Regions from separate parts of the Homo sapiens genome. Here region 2 is linked to region 1. Evidence: read pairs that join two places in POLR2A ChIA-PET (ENCODE). Cell type or tissue: endothelial cell of umbilical vein. All regions are shown on one strand. Each heading gives the region's core, and the rest is flanking DNA. Links, peaks and the distances in the headings are about the cores only.

Region 1 (8,353 bases), core at 1,847-5,846:
CTGGAGTAGCTGGGATTATCGGTGCTTGCCACCAGGACTGGCTAATTTTTGTATTTTTAGTAGAGACGCAGGGTTTCACCACATTGGCCAGGCTGGTCTGGAGCTTCTAGTCTCCAGTGATCCACCCGCCTCAGCCTCCCAAAGTGCTGGGATTACAGGCGTGAGCCATTGCCTATACCTGGCCTAAAATTTTCATATTTTAAAATTATTTTCATAATCATTTATTTAAAACAAATCTAAGGTATTAGAATCTGTTCTTACTGAACCCAAACACCAATTCAAAAAATAAAGCTTCTTTGCACTTAAAGTTTTTGCATTAAAATATAAAATGATAGTTGAATGTTAACATCTCATAGTTGGTTTTTATTATTCAGAAGATAATGATTATTTTGAGGAGGGAGTGGGGGAAACTGGTAAGTTTCCATTCTTCCGAAAACACTTTCTGAGTCACGAAAGTTTCCTTTCGAAAAACTCTCTTCCTGTTTTGAGAGAATGTGGAAAAATAGGAACGCTTTTACACTGTTGGTGGGAGTGTAAATTAGTTCAACCATTGTGGAAGGCAGTGTGGTGATTCCTGAAGGATATAGAACCGGAAATACCATTTGACCCAGCAATCCCATTACTGCGTATATAGCCAAAGAATTATAAATCATTCTACTATAAACACACATCCACATGTATGTTTATTGCAGCACTGTTCACAATAGCAAAGACTTGGAACCAACCCAAAGGCCCATCAGTGATCGACTGGATTAAGAAAATGTGGCACACATACACCATGGAATACTATTCAGCCATAAAAAAGGACGAGTTCATGTCCTTTGTAAGGACATGGATGAAGCTGGAAACCATCATTCTCAGCAAACTAACGCAAGAACAGAAAACTCAACATTGCATGTTTTCACTCATAAGTGGGAGTTGAGCAGTGAGAACACATGGACATAGGGAAGGGACCACCACACAATGGGGCCTGTCAGGGGGTGGGGGGCTAGGGGAGGGACGCATTAGGAGAAATACCTAATGTAGATGATGGGTTGATGCGTGCAAACTACCATGGCACGTTTATACCAGCGTAACATACCTTCACGTTCTGCACATGTATCTGAGAACTTAAAGCATAATAAAAAGAAAAAAAACCCCTCTCTTCCTGTTTTGAAAGCTGTAATTATGGAGCATCTTAACATAAAGGACTTCATCTTTAAGGATGTTTCCTACTTGCTAGGGAATTATTTCTATGAACCTCGTACAGACTACTCACCTGGACAACTAGGACAGTTTCTCTCTTAGGCTTCAGTTTTGTGATTGTTTTCTTCTAACTTTTTGTTTTCTTCCATATTACCGAGGTCCTTGTTTACATGTTTTGATGCAGTCCTGTAAGAGAATTAAATAAACTTCATCATATTGACACATACATGTTCAACTTTTATATTTAATTTTAAGATTTGAATTAATGTGTCTTTGAAAAGCAAATGTTTTACAGCAAACCGCTAGGCAAAAATTTCCATATCTGTGAGCCTTGACTGATAATGGAGCACATTGTACTGAAATTAGCTTGGTGATGGGGTTCCAGTAAATGTATGCTAAGAGAAAAAAAAATCAATTATTTTGAAAACAGACTATACAACACTTTGTGCATCATGTTTTTAGCTAGGTTATTTTTCTCTCCACTTTCTGGGAAGTAACTCATTTGATAGTGTAAATTTTTGTTCTAAGCGAATTTTCTCCAAAAAAATTTTCTTAAGGACATTTCATGAAGGCGCGTTCCCTTCTGGTGTTCCCTATCATGTATCCCAGTTGAGCTAACACCCTATGTCTATCTTTATGAATATTCTGTTTTACTGAATACAACAACAACCAGATTATTGAGACCAAGTTTATGATAGAACATCGACAACAGAAGCTATAGCAACTTTAACGTGGCTGGTTCTCAAATTATGGTCCCCAGACCAGCAGTATCAGCATCCCCTGTGAACTTGCAAGAAATGCAAATTCTCGGGCCCTATACCAGAACTACAGAAACAGAAACAGAAACTGTGGGGATGGGACCTGCGATCTCTGCTAAACAACTCCTCAGGTGATTCCACTGCCTGCCACAGTTTGAAAACCAATGCCTTAGCGGCTACTTTGATTACCCATGCCTAGGCTCTTATTCTTTAAGACATTAAATCAGATTTTCTTAATTACACAATTAAGGGTTTGTGGCTAACTAGGAGAAAGCAGAACAAATGGTAGCTGTATGTCCAAGAGTGCACCCCTTCCACCTTCCCTCCCTCCCTTCCTTCCTTTCCTCCCAGCATCCAGAATAAGAGACAATTGCAGACCATTATATGACCTTGCAGTCTACTTCCTGCCCAAAGGCTACTACAACCTGAATTCTCACATAATAGTTTTACCTGCTATTGTAATTTGTACATAAATGGAATCATCTCAGATTTATTCATTTGTGTTTGCCTTTTATTTAAACTCAACCTTAAGTTTGTGACATTCATGTATAATGGTGCATATGATTATAGATTGTTCATTCTCATTGGTCTATAGGATGTCATAGGGTGAATAAACCACAATGTATTTATTTATTTTACCGGTGATTGCTATTCTTGCTCTTTCATTCTTCTGGAATTTCAATTCTATACATAGCTTAGACATGTGTGTGTCCACATGTTTCTTATGCTCTTGTTGGTCTTGGCTGTTCTTTTTCCTCTCTGTGCTTCAGTCTGTGTGTCTTCTATCGATGTGTATTCCAATTTCCTTTTCCTGTGCTCTGCTGTGGCCCATCTGTGTTAAATTCATCCACTGAAAACACAGTGTTTAATATTATGTCTTTCAGTTCCCAAATGTCAATTTGATCCTTTAAAATCAAATTGACATTTTGGAACTGAAAGATATAATTCTTTTTCTCTTTTCAATTATTGCATTTGAATTCTCTACTCCTTTTATCTCTTTTGAGTATCTTTTCTTACACATTTTCTTATATATTTATAGTTATTTTCATTGCCTTATCTATTAACTACAATATTCAAATAATTCAGTTATTGTTTGCTTATCTTACCTACTTTTTCTCTAGATTATTGATTGTATTTTCTTGACTCTTTGAATATCTTGTCCTTTTAAATTTTGCTGACCCTATGAACAAAAGAACTGTAGAGACCCTACAGAATGTTATTTTCTATCAGCTATGGCTCCCCCTTTCCTTTGTTAGGCTAAGGGGCTGATTACACAATTCTATCAGGTTATTGACTTTTGTTGGAGCCCCACTGCAATTTTAGTAAAATTTGGTCTACCTTTGGCTTGCTCCTATTCCTAAGGCATGGTTCTTTCAGGCTTCTAATTGACATCCTAGAAAGTATCCCTTTCTTTAGCTCAAAAAATGCAAAGAAATCCAGCTTTTCCCTTCAAGCTCTTAGCTCATTTCTCCATCCATCTGCCCCAAGGAAACACTGAGATGTGAGACATCTCTTTAGTTTCCTTGACTTGACCACAAACTCTTTGAGAATAATAGCCATGTTTTATTTATATTTTATCCATAGCACATAATACAGTGACTAGAACATGGTAGGCATCCAAAAGATCATTATTCTACTAAGTTGAACTGACATGATCCTTTATGTCTATTTCCTTCCACTGTTCCTTAATATATTAGTGTTCACCAATATGAAGTCCATACATACCCAGCTGCTTTTTTTTATAAGCAAGTTGACAAAATACTACATTGAAATGACAGAACTTGAGTGATTCTTAATCCAACCTTTCCAGATAGTTCTGCACAAAATTATATTCATAAACAGGTCTTTGATTATTCTAATAGCTACTAACTATATATCCTAATAACTATAATTTCTATAAATCAGTAAGATATTGTGGCAATTTAAAAAAGCCACATAATCCCCAAAATCTCTTCTCTCCTCTCTTTTTTCTTCCCCTTGTCTTCTCTCAGTCCTCTAATTTTTTTCTCCATTCCATTCCTCCTTTCTTTTTCTTTCTACTTCTCCTTTTGCTTTCTCTTTTTGTCTGTTTTCTTTTAAACTCACTTCATTAACTGCCACTCCTTTCATCTAAAGTAAGAATCATAACTTGTTTGGAGCAACTAGAGAGTGATACATAAAGAAGTCAACATTCAGTTGGTAAATCCTAAAAAATAAAATTAAAAAAAAAACAACAATGTAATACATCAGGACAGTGACTACTATAATATAAATTGCAATTTTAAGTTTTTTAATCTGCCTTGACCTGTATGGTAAGAATAAAGCCATATTCTCATTGAGTGTGCAAATGATTTCACAACCTTAAAATAAAGCATGGACTACAAGGAGTTCTGTTTTGAGTAACACTGAAAAAAAAACAAAACACCAAGTGTACTTTGTTAACTCTTATATTTATAACAATTATAAACCCTCAGAAAAGTACAGAATGAAGTATGTGAATGTATTTGAGAGTGACAAAAATAAAGTAGAAATTGAAAGAAAATTTTACATGGCTTTTCCTCTGAGGGCACTTCTCAGCTTGGGAGGCATGGTCTAAGTAGACCAAAAGCTGGAAATCAAGGAAGAAAAATCTTAGAAAGGAGACAGCCACAGGGTGGCAAGAATTCCAAATTTGCGTATACACTATGATAAGCTCCTTGGATGACCCCCTGAATAGCATATGTGGGAGAAATTTCAAAGAGCTTAGTGGAAAGCAATACCAGAAGGCTTAGAAGCCTGATAGATTTTTAGGTACTACCCACACAGTTTGGAGTTGAACTTCACCAAGCCAGAAGTGCTTAGCAAACACATCAGTCTTGGTACTGAAACCCCAGAAAAAACAAGAAAGACTATGTGTCAGAACTAGACACAGGCTGGGCTCAGTGGCTCACACCTGTAATCCCAACACTTTGGGAGGCAAAGGTGGGTGGATCACTTGAGGTCAGGAGTTCGAGACCAGCCTGGCCAACATGGTAAAACCCCTACTAAAAGTTTTTTGTCTAAAATTTTTGTCCCTACTAAAAATACAAAAATTAGCTGGGCATGGTAGCGTGTGCCTGTAATCCCAGCTACTTGGGAGGCTGAAGCAGGAGAATCGCTTGAACCCAGGAGGCAGAGGTTGCAGTGAGCCGAGATATTGTACCATTGCACTCCAGCCTAGGTGACAGAGCAAGACTCCATCTCAAAAAAAAAAAAAAATAAAATAAAATAAAATAATAAAAAAAATAAAATAAAAGAACTAGACATTCATCCTAAGACAGACATGGAATACAAACCGTAAAATTAACCATCACAAGCGCAAGGTGACAGTAGAGTAATTAGCCAGTAATCTAATTGTCTGCTAGGAAAAGCAACTCATATCCTTTAGAAAAATATAACAGAAATTATAATCTAAAACATATCACCCACAAAATCCATTATATAGTAAAAAAGTTACAATACATACACTGAATAGAAAAATGTAACACAAAGTCCAGGGAATGTCCTTAGGTGATGCAGATTTACAGATTTTGGAATCAGCAGGCAAGAATTTTAAGTCAATTATATAATACTCACTTAATGGCTTAAAGGAAAATTTGGTAACAATGAGAGAGCAGATGGAAATATCAGCAGCAAAAAATGTGAACAAAAATAATTCTATGACTGAAAACTAGAATATTGATATTGAACAATTCACTAAATGCTCTTAACATCAGATTAGAGGTGGCACAAGAAAGCATTAGTGAACCTAGGAACAAAATTGTAAGTCACAGATTCTGGAAAACAGAGAGAAAGAAAACAGTAAAAAAGTGAGGAGATGGTGGAGTCCAGGGCAGTGGAAAAAAAAAAAGTGAGCAGATCTTCAGTGGCCTGTGAGATGATAGTGAGCAGGCTAACATATGCTGACATACATGTATTTGAAGTCAAACAGAAGAGAAAGAGAATGAGGCAAAACTATATTTAAAGAAACAATGAGAAAATTTCCCAGGTTTGATGAAGCCCATTAACTTGAAGATCCAAAATGCTCAGAAGTCCGGAAGGAGGAAATGCAAAAGGAAAAACACACTCAAGTTAATCATAGACATACTAACCAAAAGCAAATATAAAAAGAAATGTTTGAAAGTGCCACAGAAAATTTGTTCAGGAGAACAATAACATAAATAACAGGTGATGTCTCATCAGAAAAAAAGTGCACACCAGAGATAATTAAACATCTTTAAAATGCTGAAAGGAAAAGTTTTAAACCCAAAATTTTATATCAGTGAAAAGATCCTTCACTTAAAGGCAAAAGAAAGACATATTAAATTAAATGAAAAGAAAGTAGAAAAAAGTATCACCAGCAGACCTTTCCTAAAGGAAGCATTAAAGGAAGTTCTTCGAAGGGAAGTAACACCAGATGGGAATTCAGATACGTAAGAAAGAATAAAAAAATACAGATTGTAGATATGTAAAATATTTTAAAAGACAACTAACAGTTTAATATATATGCTTTATATGCATATATATGTAAAACACAGTTGATCTTTATAATATATGCAGATAAAACAGATGTGACAATAATAGCAACAAAGATAGAGGAAGTTAAATGGGATTATGCTTCAAAAATCTTAGATTTTTAACATGAGTAGATTGTTTTGAGTTCTTATTGTAATCCTTATAGCAACCACAGTAAACGAACACAAAGAGGTATAGTTAAAAGGCCAGTAGAGGTATTAAAATGTAATACTAAAACTTAATTAAGTAATTCAAAAGAAGGCAGGATGGAAGGACAGAAGATTCCTAGAAAACAGATAGGGAGGTGGTCTTACATATAATTGATAATTATCAGAGATAATGAGAGATATTTTGTAATTACAAAGGTTTCATATATAAGGAAGTTATAACAATTGTAAGTATATGCACCTAATAAAAGTATAAAGTAAAAACTGACAGAACTGAAGGGAGAAATAAATAAATGTACAATCTTTATTGAATGATTCGATATCACTTTCTCAATAATTGGTAAGACAATTGTACCAACATTTAATATGTATGATCCTGATGAAGTAAATAGTACAGTTGTCCCTTGGTATCAGCAGTGGACTGGTTCCAGGACCTCTCTTGAATACCAAAATCCACATATGTTCCAGTTGCTTCACTGGGCTAGCTCTCTTGCCATAAACATGTATTTTTAAGAAAAAGAATAAAAGAACAAGTATTTTCTGTCATTGGACAACAGGTAGCAAAGTACTCTGATCTGTGTGATTTCTAAGGGAAAAGCCACTAGTTGCACTTGATGACAATCCAGGCTTTGTGCCTGGAAGTATTTTCTGGTGGTGCCAAAAATAAGGACCCAAGCAGAAAAGAGTTTTCACTGAGTTGAGAAGGCAGAAATCATACTTGGCTGGAAGGAGATGATGAAAATTGCAGGAAAGAGGTAGAGTTATGCAAAGAAAAGCGCATGAGAAATTTACATAAGCATTCCTTTGATTCCTTCTTCAAGTACTAATTTGGATACATCCATCATAATCTAGTTTAAAACCAAGCTCCAAAAAAAGTTAAGCTGATCCATAAGTAACTTGGCTACCTGTCAAACAAAATTCAAAACAATATAACATCCAAATTTCCAACATCCAAACAAAAATTACTAAACATGCAAAGAAATAGAGCAATGTGACCTATAATTGGGAGAAAAAATGAATTAATAAAACCCTACAAATAATTAAATTAGTAGGCAAGGATTGTAAAATAGGAATTACAGAAGTTTATAAGAATTTAGAGGAAAACATTAGTATAATAATAATAGAAAGAGAAGACTGAAAATAAAGTTGAATATTTAGGACTGAGAAACACAGATCAGAAATGATAATTTCATGTATGGGGTTACTGGAAGATCAGATATTGCAACTGAAATAAAATCAGTGACAATTAAGTTATAGACATAGAAATTATGCAACATGAATCTTTTCAAAACAGTAAAGGCAATAAAAATTGAGACAGGATCTGTGGGACAATTTCAAGCAGTCTAATATATGTATACCAGGAGTCTTATGAAGAAAGGAGGGTAAACATATATGTAAAAAAATTGCTGAAATTTTTTCCAAATTTTCAAAAGCAGTGAAAAATAATATCCAATTACTTCTTTTTTCTCCAGAGATGGGGTCTTGCTCTGTTGCCCAGGCTGGAGTTCAGTGGTACAATTATAGCTCATTGCAGCCTTGGACTCCTGGACTCAAGCGATCATCCCACCTTAGCCTCTGTTTTTTTTTCTTTCCAGACAGAGTCTTGCTCTGTTGCCCGGGCTGGAGTGCAGTGGTGTAATCTTGGCTCACTGCAACCTCTGTCTCCCAGGTTCTCAGCCTCCTGCATAGCTGGGATCACAAGCGTGTGGCACTATGCCTGGCTAATTTTTGTATTTTTAGTAGGGACAGGGT
Region 2 (8,353 bases), core at 1,413-5,412, 780 kb before region 1:
TGAGGAGGACTCACAATCATGGCAGAAAATGAAGGGAAAGCAAGACAGGTCTTACCTGGCAGCAGGCAAGAGAGACCTTGTGCAGGGGAACTCCCATTTAAAAAACCATCAGATCTCGTGGGACATATTCACTACCACTAGAACAGTATGAGGGAAACCACCCCCATGATTCAATTATCTCCACCAGGCCCTGCCCTTGACACGTGGGGATTATTACAATTCAAGGTGAGATTTGAGTGGGGGATACAGCCAAACCATATCAGCTTATTACCTGGGTGAGGTGATAATCTGTACAACAAACCCCCATGACATACAATTTACCTATATAACAAACCTGCACATATATCACTGAACCTAAAATAAAGGTTAAAGAAAAAGAAGTCCACAAAAAAATTTCATTAAAACGAATATAAAATGGTCAAACAAAATTTAACTGAGGTGGGCAGATCATGAGGTCAGGAGATTGAGACCATCCTGGCTAACACGGTGAAACCCCGTCTCTACTAAAAATACAAAAAATTAGCCGGGCATGGTGGCGGGCGCCTGTAGTCCCAGCTACTCGGGAGGCTGAGGCAGGAGAATGGCGTGAACCCGGGAGGCGGAGCTTGCAGTGAGCCGAGACCACACCACTGCACTCCAGCCTGGGCAACAGAGCGAGACTCCGTTTCAAAAAAAAAAGAAAAAAAGTGAAATGTAAATGGTGTAAAATAAAGTGAAATAACTATATATTTGAAAACATGGTTGTAAGAAAACAAATTAGACATTCAAGTATTGAAACATCAATAGGCCAGGTTATGTGCCTTAAGTCTGTAATTCCAGCACTTTGGGAAGCCAAGGCAGGAGATCACTTGAGGTCAGGAGTTTGAGATTAGCCTGGCCAACATAGCAAAAACCAGTCTCTACTAAAAATAAAAAAAATTAGCAGGGCGCAGTGGCGCATGCCTGCAATCCCAGCTACTGGGGTGGCTGAGGCAGGAGAATCACTTGAACCCGGGAGGCAGAGGTTGCAGTAAGCCAAGACTGAGATTATGCCACTGCGCTCCAGCCTGGGCAACAGAGCGAGACTCCATCTCAAAACAAAAACAAATATTAAAACATCCAATTAATAGAGTAAATCTTAGAAGATTTTATATTAAATAAAACTTGCCTTAGTGTGAAACCAAATCTGAAAATTATTTTAAAATAATAAATTCAATTACATACTTCAACTACGTTTTCTACAAAGAAAACCCGAAATTAAAATCAGAGATAATAAAAAACAAGGAAAACTATTTGTGGTTTATGTCATTAAAGAAATAGTTAAATTACTTAGGAAAACCCCTTCAATAAGTAAAAGTATACAAACAACTCAGAAACATAAGCAATGGATGACTAGAGTTCATAGAAAAAAAAAGGGATCATTTCTAAACACAGGAAAATATTATTAATCCCAATCATTAAAAAAAGCAAACTAGAAGCTACATTGAGATACCATATTTTGCCTATGAGATAAGAGAAAAAAGATTTAGCAACACTGTTTTACTGAGCACTTGAGGAAAGAGTCCCTCTTATATTACTGGTGTGAGTGTAATTTTTATAACTCTATGGAAACAAACTTAACACAGTAAAAATTTAATGTGTATACTCTGCCCCCAAAATTCCACTTTGAGAAATGCATACTTCTGATAAACTCATGAATAAGAAAATGAAAGATATCAAGGTAAGTTCATTGAAGCATAATTTTAATGACAAAAGAAGAGCAATAATCTAAATGTCTTTTAATAGGGAATTGGTTAAATAAATAAAGGTGACATTTTTATTGGAAGTCTATGTTGTCTTTAAAAATAGCTGACAGAGAACTACATGTACTCACGGGGGTGATCTCAAAAATGTATTGTTTAGCATCTTCTTTGAAAAGCCAAGTTTAAGACAAGAAATTGTGTGTGTACATGTGTATTCATGCACAAACATAGATATATTTATTTATATACATACATATAGATGCATGGATATATGTATAAATACAATACTTATATCTATAAACTATCCTCTGAACTTTGGGGAAACTGGATAACTAATGGATTCAGGCCTGGACCTAACTGGATGGCTTAAGTCATCTCAAGTCATATCTCCAGCCAATGTTTCCAAGCTTGGATGCTGTTTACATTGTTCAACACCTTCCTGGTTATTTAGCTAACGGAAAAGAGAAGGATGGCTGAGGAACGAATGGCAGGAATGTAAAGATTAGTCCACAATTTCAGTTTGGAATGACTAATACCACAACTTCACTGCGCTCAACAACCCTTGTGTTGACACATGAGTTTGGATCCATTGTGTTTAGTAAAACAGCATGTGCCCAAACTGTAAGTGCTTACTTAGTGAGGAAGGCAAAAGAGTGGCCAATGGTTCTTAAAAATAAAAAATAAGTCGAGAGGAAGGATTTTAGAAAGTACAGGTAAATCTATAAATGCCCAGAATATGAAGCTTAGTAGTATTTAGTCCACACAGGAAGAAACTCAAGTCTTTTCTTGATTTACAAACAACAAAATGAATTCAGAATCTGGTGACAGATATAAAAAGCCTCAACTTAAAAGAAATTTAACAAGTTAAAGTAGTAATCACTGTGGGACAGGAAACATAGTATTTATCTTTGTTGCTTATCTGATGAAAATGCCACAGTCACTTTTGGCTATGACTTGGCTAATAGATCTGAATATTTAAGTGGCTTGTGAGCTTTCTCAAAGTCAAAATCGACATTTCTCTTTTTTTCTAGTTTAACATCTTGTCCTTAAGTCCTTAAGCTGAGCTTCTACTCCATAGCCATGTTCGAAGGTGCTCTGGGCAAGGAGCTGGCCCTTCCAGACCTTTTAATAGAAGGCCTTGACTGGAAGAAGACTGGCAGCAATTCAGCATTTCCACCTTTTATTTTCTGAGGGAGTGTAGATAAGGGAGCTATCAGCCTGGGCAGTAGGCTGCAGCAGCAGATCTGATTGAAGCAGAGATTTCAGTAAATTAAGAATTTGTTATCACTTAGAACAGGCTGTCCTCCTTTCAAGGAATGTGGGCAATGGCACAAGTTGATTGAAAGGCCTTCTTGTTCCAATAATACTGAATATTTATATTTCTGAGCTGAAAAGACAACCTAAAGATAAGACATGAAGAGTCTTGCATTAGATCCAGCTACATGCCAAGTGGGCAGAGTAAATGATCATCTATCTCTGTAGTAGTATAGGCTCTATACTACAGTGATGTCAAGAGCTTGAGAACGCCCCAGGCCCCCCACAGGCCAGCAAATACCTAAAAATGCGCTTTTAGGGATCTTTTTCCAGTAAATAAAAGCTGTGAAGTATAGATTCCCTTCCCCACAATTGGAATAGTCTTTAAATTATTCACAGACAATTTCTTATTAGAGTATATTTCAGATTTTTCCTGAGAATAGACTTTTAAAAGTTTAGGGCTCTTTTAAAAATATTTGTGATTGTTCTTGTTACCCATCAAAGCCCTTATCATACATCACTGTAAAGTGCATGTTTACCTATTTGTTTATCATATTAGACTATCAGCTCTGCAAAGGCATGGACCTTGTTTGTCTTCGAAACAGGTTTATCTCAGGGCCTAGCACATTGCCTGGCACTTAATAAAATCTCAGTATTTCTTGTGTAGAACTGAATTTCATTAGACTGAATTGTGTAAGAGGTTGTTTCTTGGAGATAATTTTTTTCTTCCTTTAGTGAAGGAAAAAAACAGAGCATCATTAGGAAAGACAAGCTTCATCTACTGAAAATCATTAAAAGCTTGACTGACTTTGACCTTACTTAATGATCCATCTAGTTTTCAAATAAGGTAATAGATTCAGTGACTTTTCCAAAGCCACACCAATACTAACTGGCAGAACAAGAATGAGGAGCCAAATCTTCAGACCGATAGTCAGACATTTATTCCACACAGTTGATCCTTCTATTTTAAGGTATTGCAGTTGGAAGAATGTGGAAGCACTGCGGAAGCACTTGTCAGGGAGGGTATTCAGTATCAGACACTGGCACACACCCAGTGTGATCAACATAGGCTTGTTCATCATCTACTTTTATGAAAGTTTTACCAACAAATGCTTTCTAAACTGTAGCAGTCCTTCGTCACTTGAACAATGGTTCTATTGGCTGAAAAGAAGGTTGCTGGGTTTTCCTATCTGAGAACTGGTGTCTGAAACAGTAAGAAACCTTTCTTGGGGAGTATTCTTAGAGGATTATGACATCTCTGAAACTGTTTAGGTGGCAGGTCTCTTATTTCCTGACTTTCTTCTCTAGCTTTCTGTCTCCTTGGTGTTGTTGAAATCGACCTGGCATGGTGGGTAGACATCTGTTAATAATCTCATTAACATGGGTCAATTTTGCTTAATTTACTACCTTTAACTTAACAGAAATGTACTTATTAGTGGCATACCCTCTTCTCTATAAAGAAGAATGTTGAATTCATAAATAAATAAATTGGCAGGACAGCTTCTGCAAAGTTTTAAATTCTAGTAAGCAAGCAATGTGCTATCAACCATAGCAAATTGTCATTACTGAATGACGGATAAGAACGGCTCAAAAATATAAACTAGGTTTTAAAAATCCTGTTTGTTAAAAGCAAACATCTCTGCAAATCAAAAGGTAAAACTGTACATATGCCTTGCTAAAGTTGTTTCTCACAGGAGTGCAGGTTAACAATTCTGATTCTGCTACACACATATACTGGAAGTAAACATTTAAGTAAATGGATAGCAGATGGTAGAAGCTGCATTTCTTACTGTAGAAGTGACAGTTTACAGATGGGCAGCAGCAGGAGGCTAAAATAATCCACTAGGAGTGAATTAGAGTTGGAGATATCAGTATGAACTCATGTTTAGCTTAATATAGATACATATGGCTACATATAGAAAAGTTTGTAGATATGTGTATATACATGGTTTAGGATACTCACATACATTTCCTTGTTCTGTAAGCTGAGAGTGCCTAAATAAAACAACTCCCCAGTAGGAGCAAGTACACCTAGCACCTGGTTCTTAATTTCTATAATAATACCATTATCCAATAAAAACAAAAAACAAAAACACAAGACCCCTTAGAGAAATGTCTGAAATGACTGATTCTAGGACTGGGAGATGAAATATACAGATAATCCTGGAAGATTCTGTGGTACAAGAAGGAGGTGTTTAAACAGCAACAACAACACACACACACACACACAAAACAACTACAATAAACCCCATAAAACAACCTATATTGATGGGAGTGTGGCAAAGGGGCACAAACATCAATTGAAGGAGTTTACAATGGCCAAAACTGGAACTATTTGAGCAACAAAATGCATGAAATAGCATTGAATTCTAAACTCAAATATAAAATAAGTGATCTATATTAATTCATTATCTATATTGATATAAATATATGATTGAATGGTGAAGAGAAAAATCTCCCATTCAGAAGAATTCAAAATAAATTATGTAGATGCTGCACTCTAAAAGAGGGACATTATAACTTCCCACTATACAGAATGGCTTTGTTACAAAGATTGCCATGAGGAAGGAGGAAAATGAGGAACTTTATGGTGAAGAAACACTAGAAACACTACCTTAGCCAGGTTATCAAAGTCAAGATCATGTTGATAGCATAAACCCTTGATATGTGATGAAAATGGCACTTTATCTCTGTGATCTTTGTTCTAAAAACATATAACCCATCCATCAGACAAATTTCCATAAAGGAACATCCTGCAAAATTCCTGACCCGTACTCCTGAAAACCATCAACAATAGCAAAATCAAGGAAAGTAAAGAACTCTTCAGCCAATAGGAACCTAAAGAAATATGGAGATTAAATGTAGTGCTTAATTCAGGCCATCCAGAATAAGATCCTGGAAGAGCAAAAGGACGTTAGGTAACAACTAAGAAAATCGAATGAAGTATAGATTTAGTTAATAATCATGTACTCATATTGGTTCATTAATTGTAACTAATGTACCATACCAATGCAAGATGTTAATAATATAGAAAACTGGGTGTGTAATAAGTGGAAGTATATGGGAACACTATTGTCTCAATGTTTCTGTAAATTTAAAACTATTCTTTAAAAAGTTTATTTTAAAAAGCAAATATAGCCTTTGTTTCCATTTAATGTGAGCATGTTTTTTGCTGGCATTTATTCTTTGTTTCTCAAGTCTTCTCATTTTGTTTATTAATTAAGATTTAACCTATTGTTGTTGCCTTCAAGTATTTAAAAGTCTATCACGTGAAAGGGGAAGTAAACATTTTCTGCTTTAGAGGGCAGCACCAGGACCATATAAAAACCAACAACAAGGGAGATACCAGCTCCCTAATATGGAAGCCTTTTCTAACTCCAACAATGGAAAAGGTTGACTCATAGAGTAGTTGAACTTTCTGTGCATTCGGGCAGAGACTGACTGACACCATCCATCAAGTATGCTTTAATGGAGATTTTTTTTCACTGGGTGGCCAGTTGGAGTGGAAAACCTCAAGGATTCTTCCAACTCTTTTCTAAATATCTGTGGACAAGTTGCCCAATTCTCTGTGTAGTTAAAGTTCAGACAATTTATTCCAGTGTGAATCCGTACTCACAGCCAAGACTTTCAGCAGAGAATGTCTGTCTATTGACCACAATTCTAAGTTTAGCTGATTGCCCAAAACCTACCAGCTGCACTAGTCATCCAGTAAAAGGAAAAGTAAATTAACCTACTAAGCTATGCCTTTTTGAGCCATGCCATTTGATAGGTGGTATGTTCCCTCCTTGAAGTCTTAAGGAGTCATATGATCCGATTCAGGGCTTTAGCAATGTTATGTTTATCTTACGACACACTTCTAGAGCCTTGCAAATCTAATGCCACAATCCCACAGCTTGGCTCAACCACTCCATAGTTAGGATGGCAGTGATTACTGGTGAAGTGAGAGACTGCAAATCAGAGTGATTGAGGTTAGACGGTGGGTGCATGTGTGGAAAGAAAGTTTTATATTTCAATCTCATTTTATGAGCCTGGCTTTCCCTGTTAAAGATAGAAGCTGGGAAAATCTACTGGTGCAAGGGTAAAGCAATACCTTTTTGGTGTCACAGTTTCCTTTACAAAGGGAACTCATACATATGGGCCTCTTCCCAGACAAAATAATAAAATCTCTTGGTTTTTCCCACACCACCCTCCCTGTCATAAAAGGGAACATGAAAATGTTTTCTTGATCAACCGGTGTTTATCGAATGTTTTTGGTTCACAACACACCTAGAATATTATTGTCTTTCTGCATACACACTGGAGTGAACAGAAAAGGTGCTGGAAAACAAGAACTTTGCTGATTTTTAGCTAACCTGACTGCAACCTATTACAGATGAAAGACTAATATCTCAGCCTGTGTGGCAGGAAGATCATTTCTTTAATAAACCAAAATTATTATTTTTATTATAAAAATATTTATATTCAGCTCATGAGCTTGAACCTTATAAAATGGCCATTTATAGTCAGTTAACGGTAACTTCTTATGGTTCATCATAATAGAAAATATGAATTTCTAGAAAAGTATGAAGAAAAAAGTAAAAAAAAAGTCTCATCTCTATAGCTAAGGGATCAGATATTTTACATTTTGCTGTATGGTACGTCAATACTTTGAGTTTCCCCTACTCTTACATACATACATGTACTTTACATTATTTAAATCATGTCACAATGCATAATTTTTGTGACCTGTTTCTTTCCATTAATATTTAATAAGTACCATTTCCCATGTCATTCATTATTCTATAGTATGATTCTCAGTGACTCTGTCATATCCAGTCACATGGATAAGCAAATTAATTTAATTTAAGCAACTTTCTATGATCAAATATATGCCAATATTTAAACTTATGCTGCTATAAGCATACTTATAAGGGAAACTTTTACATACATCTCCGATTATGCTTAAGGTATTTCTGGATCAAAGTACGTGCACATGTTCAGACTTTTTTTTTTTTTTTTTTTTTTTTTTTTTTGAGGCTAGATCTCACTCTGTTACCTGGGCTGGAATGCAGTGGTGCGATTAAAGCTTACTGCAGCCTCAACTGGACAGGCTCAAGTGATCCTCTTGCCTCAGCCTCCTGAGTAGCTGGGACCACAGGCACATACCACCATGCCTGGGTAATTTTTTTTTTTTTTATTCTTAGAGACAAGGTCTTGCTATATTGTCCAGGCTGGTATTTAGATCATTCAGATTATTCACACATTGCCAAATCACCTTCCAGAAGGCTGAATCCACCAAGAGATGTAATCATGCATCCTTCTCACCAGCATTCTGTATTATCATTGTTTTAAATCTCTACTAATCATTTGTTTCTTATCTGGATTTCTCAGGGGAGTTT

The links. ChIA-PET counts read pairs that join two places held together with the same protein. Peaks named below come from ENCODE experiments on the same cell type or tissue, not always from the same donor. Only the 100,000 strongest peaks of a DNase experiment are listed, where the experiment ranks them.
Region 2: POLR2A ChIA-PET joins it to region 1 with 5 read pairs; 2 of 35 experiments call an interaction of 5 or more read pairs at or near these places.

Annotation. Positions count from the first base shown.
Region 1 is chr3:105,564,870-105,573,222 of GRCh38, reverse strand. ALCAM (activated leukocyte cell adhesion molecule) reads right to left here. Exons shown (of 16, transcript NM_001627.4): 15 at 1,259-1,371. The coding sequence ends at 1,284. Among named protein-coding and RNA genes, the nearest start is that of ALCAM, 200 kb to the right of the region's middle. In endothelial cell of umbilical vein, for the core only: no CTCF peak of the experiment used is centred there; no DNase peak of the experiment used is centred there.
Region 2 is chr3:106,343,971-106,352,323 of GRCh38, reverse strand. No RefSeq gene overlaps it. Among named protein-coding and RNA genes, the nearest start is that of CBLB, 480 kb to the right of the region's middle. In endothelial cell of umbilical vein, for the core only: no CTCF peak of the experiment used is centred there; a DNase peak (open chromatin) is centred at 2,913.